2 separate regions of the Homo sapiens genome follow, and region 1 is linked to region 2. Evidence: read pairs that join two places in POLR2A ChIA-PET (ENCODE). Cell type or tissue: OCI-LY7. All regions are shown on one strand. Each heading gives the region's core, and the rest is flanking DNA. Links, peaks and the distances in the headings are about the cores only. Region 1 overlaps SLC11A2 (solute carrier family 11 member 2). Region 2 overlaps CSRNP2 (cysteine and serine rich nuclear protein 2).

Evidence for each region. Peaks named below come from ENCODE experiments on the same cell type or tissue, not always from the same donor. Only the 100,000 strongest peaks of a DNase experiment are listed, where the experiment ranks them.
Region 1: POLR2A ChIA-PET joins it to region 2 with 7 read pairs; 14 of 35 experiments call an interaction of 5 or more read pairs at or near these places.

What each region holds. Positions count from the first base shown.
Region 1 is chr12:51,006,292-51,013,398 of GRCh38, forward strand. SLC11A2 (solute carrier family 11 member 2) reads right to left here. Exons shown (of 16, transcript NM_000617.3): 2 at 4,404-4,475; 3 at 2,185-2,333. The coding sequence starts at 4,437. It also overlaps the pseudogene RNU7-39P. Among named protein-coding and RNA genes, the nearest start is that of SLC11A2, 17 kb to the right of the region's middle. In OCI-LY7, for the core only: no CTCF peak of the experiment used is centred there; no DNase peak of the experiment used is centred there.
Region 2 is chr12:51,073,430-51,080,536 of GRCh38, forward strand. It overlaps CSRNP2 (cysteine and serine rich nuclear protein 2), which reads right to left. Exons shown (of 5, transcript NM_030809.3): 2 at 2,982-3,218; 3 at 394-653. The coding sequence starts at 3,132. Among named protein-coding and RNA genes, the nearest start is that of CSRNP2, 6.6 kb to the right of the region's middle. In OCI-LY7, for the core only: no CTCF peak of the experiment used is centred there; no DNase peak of the experiment used is centred there; H3K4me3 peaks cover 701 bases; H3K27ac peaks cover 869 bases.

The DNA.
Region 1 (7,107 bases), core at 725-5,724, 67 kb before region 2:
TCCGTCTCAAAAACAAACAAACAAACAAACAAACAAAAACCAGAGATCTTAAAACTGACAAAACAGATTCCTTGTAGCAATAACATGCTAAATTCCAACCTGACTCTAGCATAGCATCACATGACAGATAACAGGCCCTGAAAGAAATCAAAGTATTTTACTCCAAGATATATTTCTTTGTATATTTTGAAATGACCCTGCAAAGCTGTCTCTTATGAGCAAAACCTAGAATATATAGAATCTCCTTCCCTTTTCAGGTCTTTTCCTGATCCCGGAGAGAATTAACTAGGAGTCCGGTACCTTTTTAAGTCTGATAAAAGACATTTACATCTATTTTCTCTGAAGCTTGTTACCTAGAGGCTTCACCTACATAATAAAAACCTTGGTCTTCACAACCCCTCATTTTAGACACTCCACAGCCCCTCATTTTAGACCAGGTCTTTAGAAAATAACTCTTTCAACCAATTTCTTTTTTTATTTATTTTTATTTTTGTAGAGACAGGGTTTTGCCATGTTGCCCAGGCTGGTCTTGAACTCCTGGGCTTAAGCAATCCTCCCACTTCAGCCTCCAAAGTAGCTGGGACCACAGGTGTGCACCACCACACCCAACTAATTTTATTTTATTTTTTTTACTTGGAGACAAGGTCTTGTCACATTGCCCAAGCTGGTTGGTCTCGAACTCCTGGGCTCAAGCGATCCACCCGCCTCAGCCTCCCAAAGTGCTGGGATTACATGCATGAGCCACTGCACCCAGTGTCAATCAATTTCCAATCAGAAAATCTTTAAATCCACCTTTGACCTGAAAGGTGCCCCCTCCCCACTTCAAGTTGTCCCACCTTTCCTGATGGAACCAATGTACATCTTAAATATATTGGCTGATGTCTGCCTGTAACTTCTGACCCCTAAAACGTATAAAATCAAGCTGTAACCCAACCACCTTGGGCACATGTTCTCGGGACTTCCTGGGGCTGTGTCACGGGCCTTGGTCACTCATATTTGGCTCAGAATAAACCTCTTTAAACATTTTACAGAGTTTGACTCTTGTTTGTTTGTTTGGTTTTGAGACAGAGTCTCACTCTGTCACTCAGGCCGGAGTGCAGTGGCGCGATCTTGGCTCACTGCAGCCTCTGCCTCCTAGGTTCAAGTGATTCTCCTGCCTCAGTCTCCCGAGTAGCTGGGATTACAGGCACCCACCACTACGCCCAGCTAACTTTTGTATCTTTAGTAAAGACAGGGTTTCACCATGTTAACCAAGCTGGTCTTGAACTCCTAACCTCAGGTGATCTGCCCATCTCGGCCTCCCAAAGTGCTGGGATTACAGGTGTGAGCCACCGCGCCTGGCCTGTTTTGTTTTGGTTTTCGTTTTTGAGAGGAGGTCTCATTCTGTTACCCAGAGTGGAGTACCATAGCATGATCTTGGCTCACTGCAACTTCTGCCTCCTAGGCTCAAGTGATCCTTCCACCTCAGCCTCCCGAGTAGCTGGGACTACAGGTGCATACCACCATGCCCAGCTAATTTTTGTATTTTTTGTAGAGACAGGGTTTCGCCATATTGGCCAGGCGGGTCTTAAACTCCTGGGCTCAAGTGATCCTCCTGCCTTAGCCTCCCAAAGTGCTGGGATTACAGGTGTGAGCCTGGGCTCAGCCAGAGTTTGACTCTTTTTCATCAACAAACAAGAGGAAGGATAGCTTGAGGCCAGGAGTTCAAGACCAGCCTGGGCAACATAGTGAGACCCTGTCTCTAAAAATAAAAATAAAAATAATGAGCCTGGCATGGTGGCATGCCATCTATAGTCCCAGCTACTGGGGAGGCTGAAGTGGGAGAATCACTTGACCCCAGGAATTCAAGGCTACAGTGGGCTATGGTTGTGCCACTGCACTGGAGCCTAGATGACAGAGCAAGACCCTGTCTGTAAAAAAGATTAGATAGACAGATAGATAGATAGATAGATAGATAGATAGATAGATAGACGGACAGACAGACAGACAGAGATAGATAGATATAGATGGGGTGTGTGTGTGTGTGTGTGTGTGTATATATATATATAGATATATAGATATAGTCTTCAGAGATTGCCAGCCAAAATTAAACCTGAGGCTGCTGAACTTGAGCCATCCAGCAGATCTTTCACTCACAGGTTTTCCCCAGACAATAGTGTTCTCCTCCAAGGACCTGATACTAACCTCCTCCTCAGGAATGGAGATCTTCTCATTAAAGTAAGTGGCGAAGTACTCCTCTGAGTCCCCAGGGGACTGTGAAAGAGAGGGATTACTATAGGCAGGGTTGATGTTACCAAGACTGGCAGACTCCCCATGATCTCCAGAAACACTGTCTGAATTAACAGATTTGAAAATAAATTAGTAAAAAATGAACAAAATACACTAACAATTCATCCTTAGTATACTGAAATTAAATAGTTTAATATCTAAATGCACAAGAGACCAACCTGACTCTAGCTCAATTTATTTTGAATAGTTTATTTTTAATGTACATTTTAGAATAAGTAATACATTCACATGGTTAAAAATTCAGGAAGTAAAAAATTTAGCCTACACTAAAAAAGTTATCTCCCTCCCCCTCCCCCAGTCACTCAATTCTCTAGATCAGTTTTAACTCACAATGGTTTTCCTACTTCCACACTTCTACTCCTACTTGGGAATTTTTAGAGCCATTTCATTTTCCTCTAAAAACACTGACATATGGGCTCAAAATATCATATTCCCAGACCAGCTCCTGGTAACCTAAAATCCTAGCTTTTAAAAGAAAAGAACTAGGCCTGTCTAGCGAAATGTCCTCCCCACCTCCTATATTTGGTAGGACTTACTCAAATAATCGACCGTGGACATTATACCTCCATCAGACTTCTCAAAAAATGTGCAAGTTACAAAATCCTGCCACAGTTCAGGCTAAACTCTGAAGCTGCAGCAAAACCACCAAGCAGGAACCCTTTGTACTCTGACTAAGGCTTGCAGTAAAGTGCCGCCGGTCACGGGGTACTGGCACCCTCGTGATGGCAGGGCTCATCTCAGACTGATATCAGCGTTTCCCTGAGTTCTGCATTTTGCAGTCAATCTTAAATATTGGGAAGCAGAAGGTCTGGGAGAAAAGGGATACCCTGCCAGAAATACACAGAGCCTAGTTTGCTTCAGCCATCAAATGGCTATTTTGAATCACAAAGCTCTAATCTCTGTGTTTGCAATAAATCCTTACAACCTCTAATTTAAACAAATAAGAGCTTTCTTTCCATAGGGAGCTGACTCATATCATCTTAATTAAGCAGCTTTAAATTAATGAAGAAATTTATAGAAAAGGAACAGAAATTCCAAAGAAGCTCAGATTTAGGAAGGAATAGTCAAAGCACTCAAGAAGCTCCAATCAAATACAGAGCGTAAGGTACTCGCCCTGTATTTTACTGCTCCATACACATCTGAAACACCAGGAAGCATCATGAGTAGCCAAAACACTCCAGAGGTTTTTATCCTGGGTCTGGGAATAACATTGCCCTTGCAAGCATTACTGCCAGAAACCAAATTTCAGCTAATCTTGGCTCAACTCAGAATTGTAAAAAAGATACGAAGCAGGTCTCTGGTTAAAAATCTGTTTTCAGGGCCGGGCACAGTGGCTCATGCCTGTAATCCCAGCATTTTGGGAGGCCGAGACGGGTGGACCACCTGAGGTCAGGAGTTCAAGACCACCCTGACCAACATAGCAAAACCCCATCTCTACTAAAAATACAAAAACATTAGCCGGGCGTGGCGGCAGGTGCCTGTAATCCCAGGTGCTCGTGATGCTGAGGCAGGAGAATCCATTGAACCGGGGAGGCGGAGGTTGCAGTGAGCCGACACAGTGCCACTGAACACTAACTAGCCTGGGCAACTAGAGCAAAACTCCGCCTCAAAAAAAAAACCAAACAAACAAACAAAAAAAAAACATTCTGTTTTCAGGATGGGCGCGGTAGCTCATGCTTGTAATCCCAGCACTTTGGGAGGCTGAGACGGGCGGATCACTTGAGGTCAGGCATTTGCGAACAGCCTGGCCAACATGGCGAAACCCTGTCTCTACTAAAAATACAAAAATTAGCCGGGCATTGTGGCGTGTGCCTTTAGTCACAGCTACTCGGGAGGCTGAAGCAGGAGCATCACTTGAACCCATGAGGCGGAGGTTGCAGTGAGCCGAGATTGTGCCACTGCACTCCAACCTGGGTGACAGAGACTCCACCTCAAAAAAAAAAAAAAAATCCATTTTCATTTACAGCCTAAGTCACCAGATGGTGACTTTTGAATGGAGTTGTTAGAATAGATGATGACAGATGATGACAAGAGGAAAAATATGATAAATTTCTGTTACCAACATAAACCTAATTACAAATAAAATTAGACAATAACACAAAGCGGTAAATTACCATCTGACATCTTCTGTTCAGGACCCAGCACCATGGTGGATACCTGAGTGGCTGAGTTCTTAGAATATGATTCTGGAAAGGAGAAAAGTGAGGGAGAAGAATTAGGAAGAACAAACTAACAAGTTCAGAACCAGCAGTTTGTTACTCTGTATGACTGAATCCTTACTATGAAAAGAGTAATTTTTCTACTGAATTAGGTAACCTTGAAAATAATTACAGTTTTCAGAATATGACTGACAGATATTTAACAAAAAAAGAAAAGTCTTAGTCAAGATTTTGCTGGCAAGACTTCAAAACCAAATTGAAGTGTTACAGCTCTTTTAGAATGTGTCTAGCAGGCTTTCTGGCTTTCACTGTGAAACCCTTCACGGATGGCAGGGGGTGGTGGACAAATTGAACAGGAGGTATTTTAGTGAGACAGCAAATACCATTTTTTTTTTTTTTGAGTCTTTGAGTCGGAGTCTTGCTCTGTCGCCCAGGCTGGAGTGCAGTGGTGCAATCTCAGCTCACTGCAACCTCTGCCTCCTGGGTTCAAGTGATTCTCCTGCCTCAGCCTCCCGAGTAGCTGGGATTACAGGTGCCCGCCACCACGCCCAGCCAATTTTTTGTATTTTTAGTAGAGACAGGGTTTCACCGTGTTAGCCAGGATGGTCTCGATCTGCTGACCTCGTGATCCGCCCGCCTCAGCCTCCCATAGTGCTGGGATTATAGGCATGAGCCAACGCACCTGGCCAGGCAAATACTTTTTTAATAAGCATCTACACAGAGGCTGCTAGGCAAGTATCCATTCTCTGCCTTTGCCTCCAAATTATCCCAAGTGTCTAAAGCCAGACACATTTCCCCCTATTTTATGAGTTGTTTTTTTTTGTTTTTTTTTTAGTTTTTTTAGACGGAGTCTCACTCTGTTGTCCAGGCTGGAGTGCAGTGGCACGATCTCAGCTCGCTGCAACCTCTGCCTCCTGGGTTCAAGCGATTCCCCTGCCTCAGCCTCCAGAATAGCTGAGATTACAGGCGTGTGCCACCATGCCTGGCTAATTTTTGTATTTTTAGTAGAGACACGGTTTGACCATGTTGGCCACGCTGGTCTCAAAGTCCTGACCTCATGATCCGCCCACCCCACTTCCCAAAGTGCTGGGATTACAGGCATGAGCCACCACGCCCAGCCTATTTTATGAGTTTTTAAGGACAGAAATCTGTAATTCTCTTTGGTCTAAAATATGTAATTTAAGCTCATGGTTCAATCTTCTAGAAAGGGTAGGAAAAAGCACCATACAAGCATACTGGTAGTGGAAGGCCACTATTTGGCAGCCTCAAATCTTCCTAAGAAAGTAAAGTCTGCAGCCATAATGTTCTAGACCTCATTCCTCAACCCTCTGACAACTAGAAGAAACTAGTCACCCGTGGCCCAGCCCCTCCCAAGCTCTCCAAGAGAGCTGAAGCACCAGCAGGATTAAGCATAGCGTGTGGGATGCCAGCCTTTGTCTACAGGTCCTGTACTAAGCAACCCGCAGTGGGGCGGGTGGAGTCAGGGGTGGGGTGGAAGTTCCAGATGTCCATCATCCTGTTAAGTTTAATTGGGAGGGAGGATTTTAGCAAGCTCACTTGGGAACAGATCTATGGCATATTCTCCATTGAGCCTTACCAATAAGGCTATTAAAAAAAAAATGTTTCAATCTTCTTATCTACTTCTCAGTTGATTTCAAATTTAGAAGGGGAAGGACAACATAGTATTCATTGATAAGCCCCTCTTTGAATCCCAATAATAACTGTCCTACTGAAGAAGTGATGAAGCCTCGCTTAATGATCTTTTACTGCTTAAATCTAGTCTTTTTTCCACCCTTGTCCCTTATATGTTGTTCCTACATGAACAATCTTCTACTTGCTGTTTCAGGTTTTGGGTAATCTTTCTATCTACCAACATATTCTGTACTTATAGAATTACAGAATTCAGACCAGAAAGGAGCTTTTCTTTTCTTTTTAGGTTTCATCTGTCTTCTGGGGCATATATACCACCACCTGCTAATTTGGAAAACATAATCCTTCCTCTCTAGAGTCACCAATGCCAAGTATTATATTACAACGGACAACTAGCCATGTGTCTCCTGTCAGGTTTTAAGCCACCAGATGACTAAACATCAGCCAACAGCCCCCAATAATACTGACTAAATTCAACCCCTCTTTCAGTCAATGACAATAGCACCTCACCTAAATGGGATTTAAATATTTGACCACTCAGAGTAGCAGTACTCACTTGGATTCCAATCACAGCACAGCCCCGACGTTCCCGGCAAAGCCTTTTTACTTTTGTTTTACATATAATTGTAACAAACTAATGTTATCAGATTGTCTTAACCCACAATAAATTGGAAACCACAAATCAGATCTGGAACTATGCATAGCTCTTCCAGGAAAAGAGGAACTTGGCACACTGAGGAATCAAAAAACTCAAGTACATCAATTAGTCTTGGGCTATTTGATATGAGGCAAACAGTCCTTCCTTATGCGTCAATCAGTTCTGAGAATATTACTGCAAGTATAATAACTCAAGTTTCCAATTGTGGCCCTGATCAAAATGAGCTGAATGAATTAAATTGCTTTTTTTTTTTTTTTTTTGAGACAGAGTTTCACTCTTGTCACCTAGGCTGGAGTGCAATGGCATGATCTCAGCTCGCTACAACCTCTGCTTCCTAGGTTCAAGTGATTC
Region 2 (7,107 bases), core at 1,057-6,056:
GTCAAATAAAAAAAAAAATCAGCTGGGTGCAGTGGCTCACACCTGTAGTCTCAGCACTTTGGGAGGCCGAGGCAGGTAGATCACTTGAGACCAGGAGTTCGAGACCAGCCTGGGCAACATGGCAAAACCCTGTCTCTACTAAAAATACAAAAACAAGACGGATGCACACCTGTAATCCCAACTACTCGGGAGGCTGAGGCACAAGAAATCGCTTGAACCTGGGGAGGCCGAGGTTGCAGTGAGCTAATATCATGCCAGTGCACTCCAGCCCGGGCGACAGAGCAAGACTCTGTCCCAGAAAAAAAAAAAAAAAAAAAATCAATCAACCAACCAACCAATGAACCTAAATGGTTTCCTACATGGACAGCAGTAGATCCCAGAACACTTAGGCACCTTCATTTTCTTGGCATGGAGTTTCTCTTCCTTCAGGTGCTCACGCAGAATCTCTCGATGGTTCACCTCCTGTTCCTGGGCAAACTCACAGAGTGTATAGCTCCGTACAGAGTTATGGCGCTGGGCCATGCCCAGAGAGCTACCACCCTGGCTGGGCACACTGGTAAAACCTTGGCGCCGGGCAAAGTAGTATACAGTCACCTGGTCAAAGCGTACATTCTTCCTCCGCAGCTGCTTCTGCCGCTTCAGGATGGATGTGGCTGAGAAGGGAGCACAGAGAGATGTTTTATTTATTTTTCTATTTATTTATTTAGAGATGGAGTCTCGCTCTGTTGCCCAGGCTGGAGTGCTGTGGCACTGTCTCGGCTCACTGCAGCCTCCACCTCCCGGGTTCAAGCAATTCTCCTGCCTCAGCCTCCTGAGAAGCTGGGATTACAGGCGTGTGTCACCACGCCCAGCTAATTTTTGTATTTTAGTAGAGATGGGGTTTCGCCATGTTGACTAGGCTGGTCTTGAACTCCTGACCTCAGGTGATCCGCCCGCCCCGGCCTCCCAAAGTGCTGGGATTACAGGTGTGAGCCACCATGCCTGGCCGAGAGATGCTTTATTAACTCAGGGATGACCTGTTTGGGGAGCTTGCTCTTTCTCATCCATCTAGGCTCTCAACTCTTCTTCTCTAAACGTGCTCTCTATATCTAGAGAACTGTCTAATATCTTCAAATCCTAAATGCTCTGTCAGAAGGGACCTTGAACTTCAGCTGGTTCATACAACTGCCTCCAGACTGACTATACCTAAACAGATGACCACAAAATCCATTTTTAGACATCAGCTGGGAAGAGGATCTCTAGTTAATCTTTTCTGGATATAAGAATCTACAGCTTTACTGTCCAATACAGCAGCTACTAGCCATGTGTGGCAATTTAAGCTAATTAAAATTAAATAAAATTTAAAATTCAGCTCAGGCCGGGCATGGTGGCTCATGCCTGTAATCCCAGCACTTTGGGAAGCCGAGGCAGGCAGATCATGAGGTCAAGAGATCAAGACCATCCTGGCCTACAGGATGAAACCCCATCTCTACTAAAAATACAAAAATTAGCTGGGCATGGTGGCACATGCCTGTAGTCCCAGCTACTCAGGAAGCTGAGGCAGGAGAATCACTTGAACCTGGGAGACGGAGGTTGCAGTGAGCCGAGATTGTGCCACTGCACTTCAGCCTGACGACAGAGCAAGACTCCATCTCAAAAACAAACAAACAAAAATTCAGCTCAATTATACTAACCATATTTCTTTATTTTCTTTTTTCCTTTGAGACAGGCTCTTGCTCTGTCACCCAGGCTAGAGTGCATGGCACAATCACGGCTCACTGCAGCCCCAACCTCCCAGGCCCAAGTAATCCTCCCACCTCAGCCTCCAGAGTAGCTGGGACTACAGTTGCACACCACCACACCCAGCTAATTTTTGTATTTTTTGTAGAGACGAGGTTTCGCCATGTTGCCCAGGCTGGTCTTGAACTCCTGAGTTCAAGTGATCCACCCATATCAGCCTCCCAAAGTGCTGAGATTACAGGCGTGAGCCACTGCGCCCAGCCACTAACCACATTTCAAGTGCTCAATAGCCACATATGGCAACTGGCTACTGTTGGACAATGCAGATACAGAACATTTCTATCATAACAGAAAATTCCATTGGATAGCATTGATCTGTAGCAGGGGACAGCAAACTGTCAAGAGCCAGACAGTAACTATTTTAGGCTCTACAGGCCATGAGGTCTCTGTTGCAATAATTCAACTCTGCCACTGTAGCATGAAAGCAATCATACACAATGGGTATAACTGTGTTCCAACAAAACAGGCATTGGGCCAGATTTGGCCCATGGGCAACCCCTCATATATAGTATCAGTTCTTTCCAAGAACTAATAGAGCCGTAAGAATTAAGAAAGCTTGGCCGGGCACAGTGGCTCACGCCTGTAATCCCTGCACTTTGGGAGGCCGAGGCGGGTGGGTCACCTGTGGTCAGGAGTTCAAGACCAACCTGGCCAACATGATGAAACCTTGTCTCTACTAAAAACACAAAAAATTAGGCGGGCGTGGTGGCAGGTGCCTATAATCCCAGCTACTGGGGAGGCCTGAAGCAGGAGAATCACTTGAACCCGGCAGGCAGAGGTTGCAGTGAGCTGAGATCTCGCCACTGCACTCCAGCCTGGGCAACAAGAGCAAAACGAGAAAAAAAAAGAATTAAGAAATCTGGATTTGCCCCAGTTGTCCAAGCAGCAAGCATTTATATCCTGCTACAGCTACAATTTCCTGGAACTCTCTGGGACTCTGGTGGGGGCAGGGTAGAGTCCTAGACTCCTTTTTCAATCTAATTTAACCCATTCTGGGAACCAGCAACCCACAAGACAAGTAAAATCAGCTAGAATAAATCAGACTTTAGTCTACGGTATGAGAGAAATGAGGTCCTCCAAAGAGCAAGGAAAGATGATGATTAAGGGCAAATCCCCAAGCCACACAGACGCTGTCTCGAGCTGCCATGGGTTCTGCTGCTTGGGGAATGTGGGTATAGGCAGGGACGGAGCAGCTTACTCACGTGTGAAGCTGGCAGTGGTAGGAGGATTGAGGCTGTCGCAGCTGTCAGCACTATCACTGCTGGAGATCTCATCATCTGAGTTGGAAACTGATGAGCCCACATCCACATCATCAAACTTCCTCTTGAGACCCGAGCCCGTGAATGCATCCATTGGTTTCAAAGGGGTTTCCTTGGGGAGCCCACCAAGTTGGCCCCAAAGCCCCTACTCACCACCAGCTAGCCAGGTACATTAGGATTCTGCCCAGGGAAAAAAAGGAATCAGCATTCCTGTCCCCAGACAGACTCCTCCCCAGTCTATACACACAGCTCTCTAAAGAAAGCACCTCACCTAGCACTGATGTCTGCTTTCTCAATATTACGTTCTTTCTCTACTAGCTCTGGCCAACATTCTCCTACTTTCGTTTCCCTTCAGCCCCTCTATTCTCAATCACTCTTAGAATAATGAGATGGGTAGCAGCAGCACCTTTCCCAGTGAAGGAAAGGCCTTTGCTTCCAATCCAGCTGGGGTCTAGGCTTCATTAGCCCAGGAATCACAGTAGCTGCTCTTCTGATCATATAGAAAAGCTCTCCAAGGCACCAGTGAGAAGAACTTGAAATCAAAAACACAATTATCACTGCTGCTTGTTTGGTTGGCAAAAAAAAAAAAAAAAGGAAAAAAAGAAAAGCAGAATTAGGCTTTGCCTAAACCAAGACTAGACCCAACTATTTATCTGTTTTAGAAACAGGGTCTCACTATGTTGCCCAGGCTGGTCTTGAACACCTGGGCTCGAGCAATCCTCCTGCCTCAGCCTCCAGAGTAGCTGGGACTACAAGGCACACACCACTGAACCCGGCTAGACCCACTTATTTTTCCTAGTGATAATACAGCCCGGCATTTCCCAAAGTGCGTGTCTTATGGTATTAATAGCTTTTACATAGAAATACGACTGCTGTGTCAAAAGGGTTTTAAAAATTGCCTATAGTGGAACTTCTTAGAGGCTTTTAATATACTAATAAGGATGGTGAAGGCTGAGAGAACACAGAATGCAGTGTTTCTACAAACGTGATTAAGGAACCCACTGTTTCCAAGGTATTTTAGAGTGCAAATAATGCTTGGAATACACTTTGGGAAATACTGCTCCAGGCACTCAATTTTGAAGGACATTAGCAGTCAGGAAAACCCTTTACCCAGATCTTCATAAGTGTAAAGTGTTTCACCAGGCTTCTATAAAGGTCAAATTTGGTACCAAAGAATGGACCCAAGATTAGAATCTGCATGGCTTCAAAACCCAGAATCTTTCCCAATCTCATACTGCTCCATAAAATAGGGCTCATCTGGTCTGTCACCATCCTCTGTGCAAGGACATTGTAGCTTTACAATCTTTGCCCTCTATAAAGAAATCAGCAAGGGGAAAACAAATAGCAAGAGAAGTAACTATTTATTCTGGTTATATCAATATGGCATGCAGTGTTGTTTTCAACACACTTTCATACAACCAAGGAGTCTGAGATAGTCCATTTCCCTAGGTACAAATCTTTTTCCTCCATCTTTGGATTTAAGTTCCAGAAGGACACGAATCTGCTCAGCAGAAATGCTGTCAAAGCGGGAGCCATGTGTGATGAGACACGAACCCTCCCTTGCCTCAGTAATGCCAGAATCTCCCCAGACTATGATCTCACTAGTTGCTAATTATGCAGCAGGAATAACAACACTGCCCAGAACGACAGGGCTGCATTACTGCAGAGCAGCTACCCAGAATATACTGTGGTGTCAAGAGATGCCTGCTACAGAGCTGCTTTTCTGGACTGTGTCTGTTGGAAGCAATTTGCCTGCTCTTGGATCAGCTCTACAAAGTCAACCAGACGTAATAAGTACCTTAGAGAAGGTATTTCCTAATCTATCCAGATTGCATCAAATTCTGCATTCAAGTCACAAGATGTACCTAAGAAACCTCAGCCATCAGAAGTCTCAGACAAGCACATTCCTGAAATAAATTTGCCAGGGAAGAAAAAAAAAAATCAAGTATTTGATAAAAACTGTAATTAAATTAAAAAACGAGCCCAAAGTATCAGTTTAGTTCTTCATGTTACTGATCTTATCAGAGGTCACATTCTTAGGGCATGGTAAGAAAGGAGCGAGCCAAGGGCTTTTTATGGGTTAAGATTTTAGCTGGGTTTAAAGATACCGATCAACAAGAAGACATTTATGCATCCAACAGACACATGAAAAAATGCTCATCATCACTGGCCATCAGAGATACGCAAATCAAAACCACAATGAGATACCATCTCACACCAGTTAGAATGGCGATCATTAAGAAGTCAGGAAACAACAGGTGCTGGAGAGGATGTGCAGAAATAGGAACACTTTTACACTGTTGGTGGGACTGAAAACTAGTTCAACCATTGTGGAAGACAGTGTGGCGATTCCTCAAGGATCTAGAACTAGAAATACCATTTGACCCAGCCATCCCATTACTGGGTATATACCCAAAGGATTATAAATCATGCTGCTATAAAGACACATGCACACGTTATGTTTATTGAGGCACTATTCACAATAGCAAAGACTTGGAACCAACCCAAATGTCCATCAATGATAGACTGGATTAAGAAAATGTGGCACATATACACCATGGAATACTATGCAGCCATAAAAAAGGATGAGTTCATGTCCTTTGTATGGACATGGATGAAGCTGGAAACCATCATTCTGAACAAACTATCTCAAGGACAGAAAACCAAACACCGCACGTTCTCACTCATAGGTGGGAATTGAACAATGAGAACACATGGACACAGGATGGGGAACATCACACACCGGGGCCTGTCGTGGGGTGGGGGAAGCGGGGAGGGATTATACCTAATGTAAATGACAAGTTAACGGGTGCAGCACACCAACATGACACATGTATACATATGTAACAAACCTGCATGTTGTGCACATATACCCTAGAACTTAAAGTATTAAAAAAAAAAAAAGATACCGATCGACAAACAAATTTCTCATTCCATTCTATTGTAGCGGGGAGGGGGAGCCCCTTGTGATTGAATGCTTATGTGGGTGGAATTTTTTAAGGAGACAGAATAAAGCTGGGCACAGTGGCTCATGTCTGTCATCCCAGCACTTTGGGAGGCCGAGGCGGGCAGATCACCTGAGGCTGGAGTTCGAGACCAGCCTGACCAACATGGAGAAACCCCATCTCCACTAAAAATCCAAAAAAAAAAAAAAAATTAGCCAGGCGTGGTGGCACATGCCTGTAATCCAGCTACTCAGGAGGCTGTGGCAGGAGAATCGCTTGAACCCGGGAGGTGGAGGTTGTGGTGAGCCAAGATCGTGCCATTGCACTCTAGCCTGGGCAACAGAGGGAGACCTTGTCAAAAAAAAAAAAAAAAAAAAAAAAGCTGGGTGTGGTGGCTCACGCCTCTAATCTCAGCACTTTGGGAGGCCAAGGCGGGTGGATCACAAGGTCAAGAGATCGAGACCATCCTGGCCAATATGGTGAAACCCCGTCTCTACCAAAAATACAATGATTAGCCAGGTGTGGTGGCGAGTGCCTGTAATCTCAGCTACTCAGGAGGCTGAGGCAGGAGAATCGCTTGAACCCAGGAGGCGGAAGTTGCAGTGAGCTGGGATCACGCCATTGCACTCCAGCCTGGGCGGCAGAGTAAGACTCTGTCTCAAAAAAAAAAAAAAAAAAAAAAAAAAAGAGGGAGGGAGGGAAGAGAAGAAGGCAAGCAGGCAGGCAGGCAGGCAGGCAGGCAGGCAGGCAGGCAGGCAGGCAGGCGGTCTTTTTCCTTAGCCTGGAAACACTCAAGGATTTATGACTGGAAGTAACTGTCCACTCCTGTTCTTTCCTCAGGTGTCCCCAGGCTTCTGGTAGTATCTCCGGTGAATATTTCTCTTTAAGCCCCATATGAACTTGGGTCTGATCCAAAATCATCTTTATTACTACAATTCTCCACGGTCTTAACCCAGCTGCCCGCAGGAGTATCAGTTATCTTTAGGTTACTTTTTGTGAACTTGGATGCAGCAAGGATTGCTGGCTGCTTGTTCTATTCTCCTCTTTTTCTGTGTTTTCTCTACTTCTGGAATAGTGGTTTCTGGGCAATGATAGGAGATAGGTAAGAAAGAAGGAAAAAGATG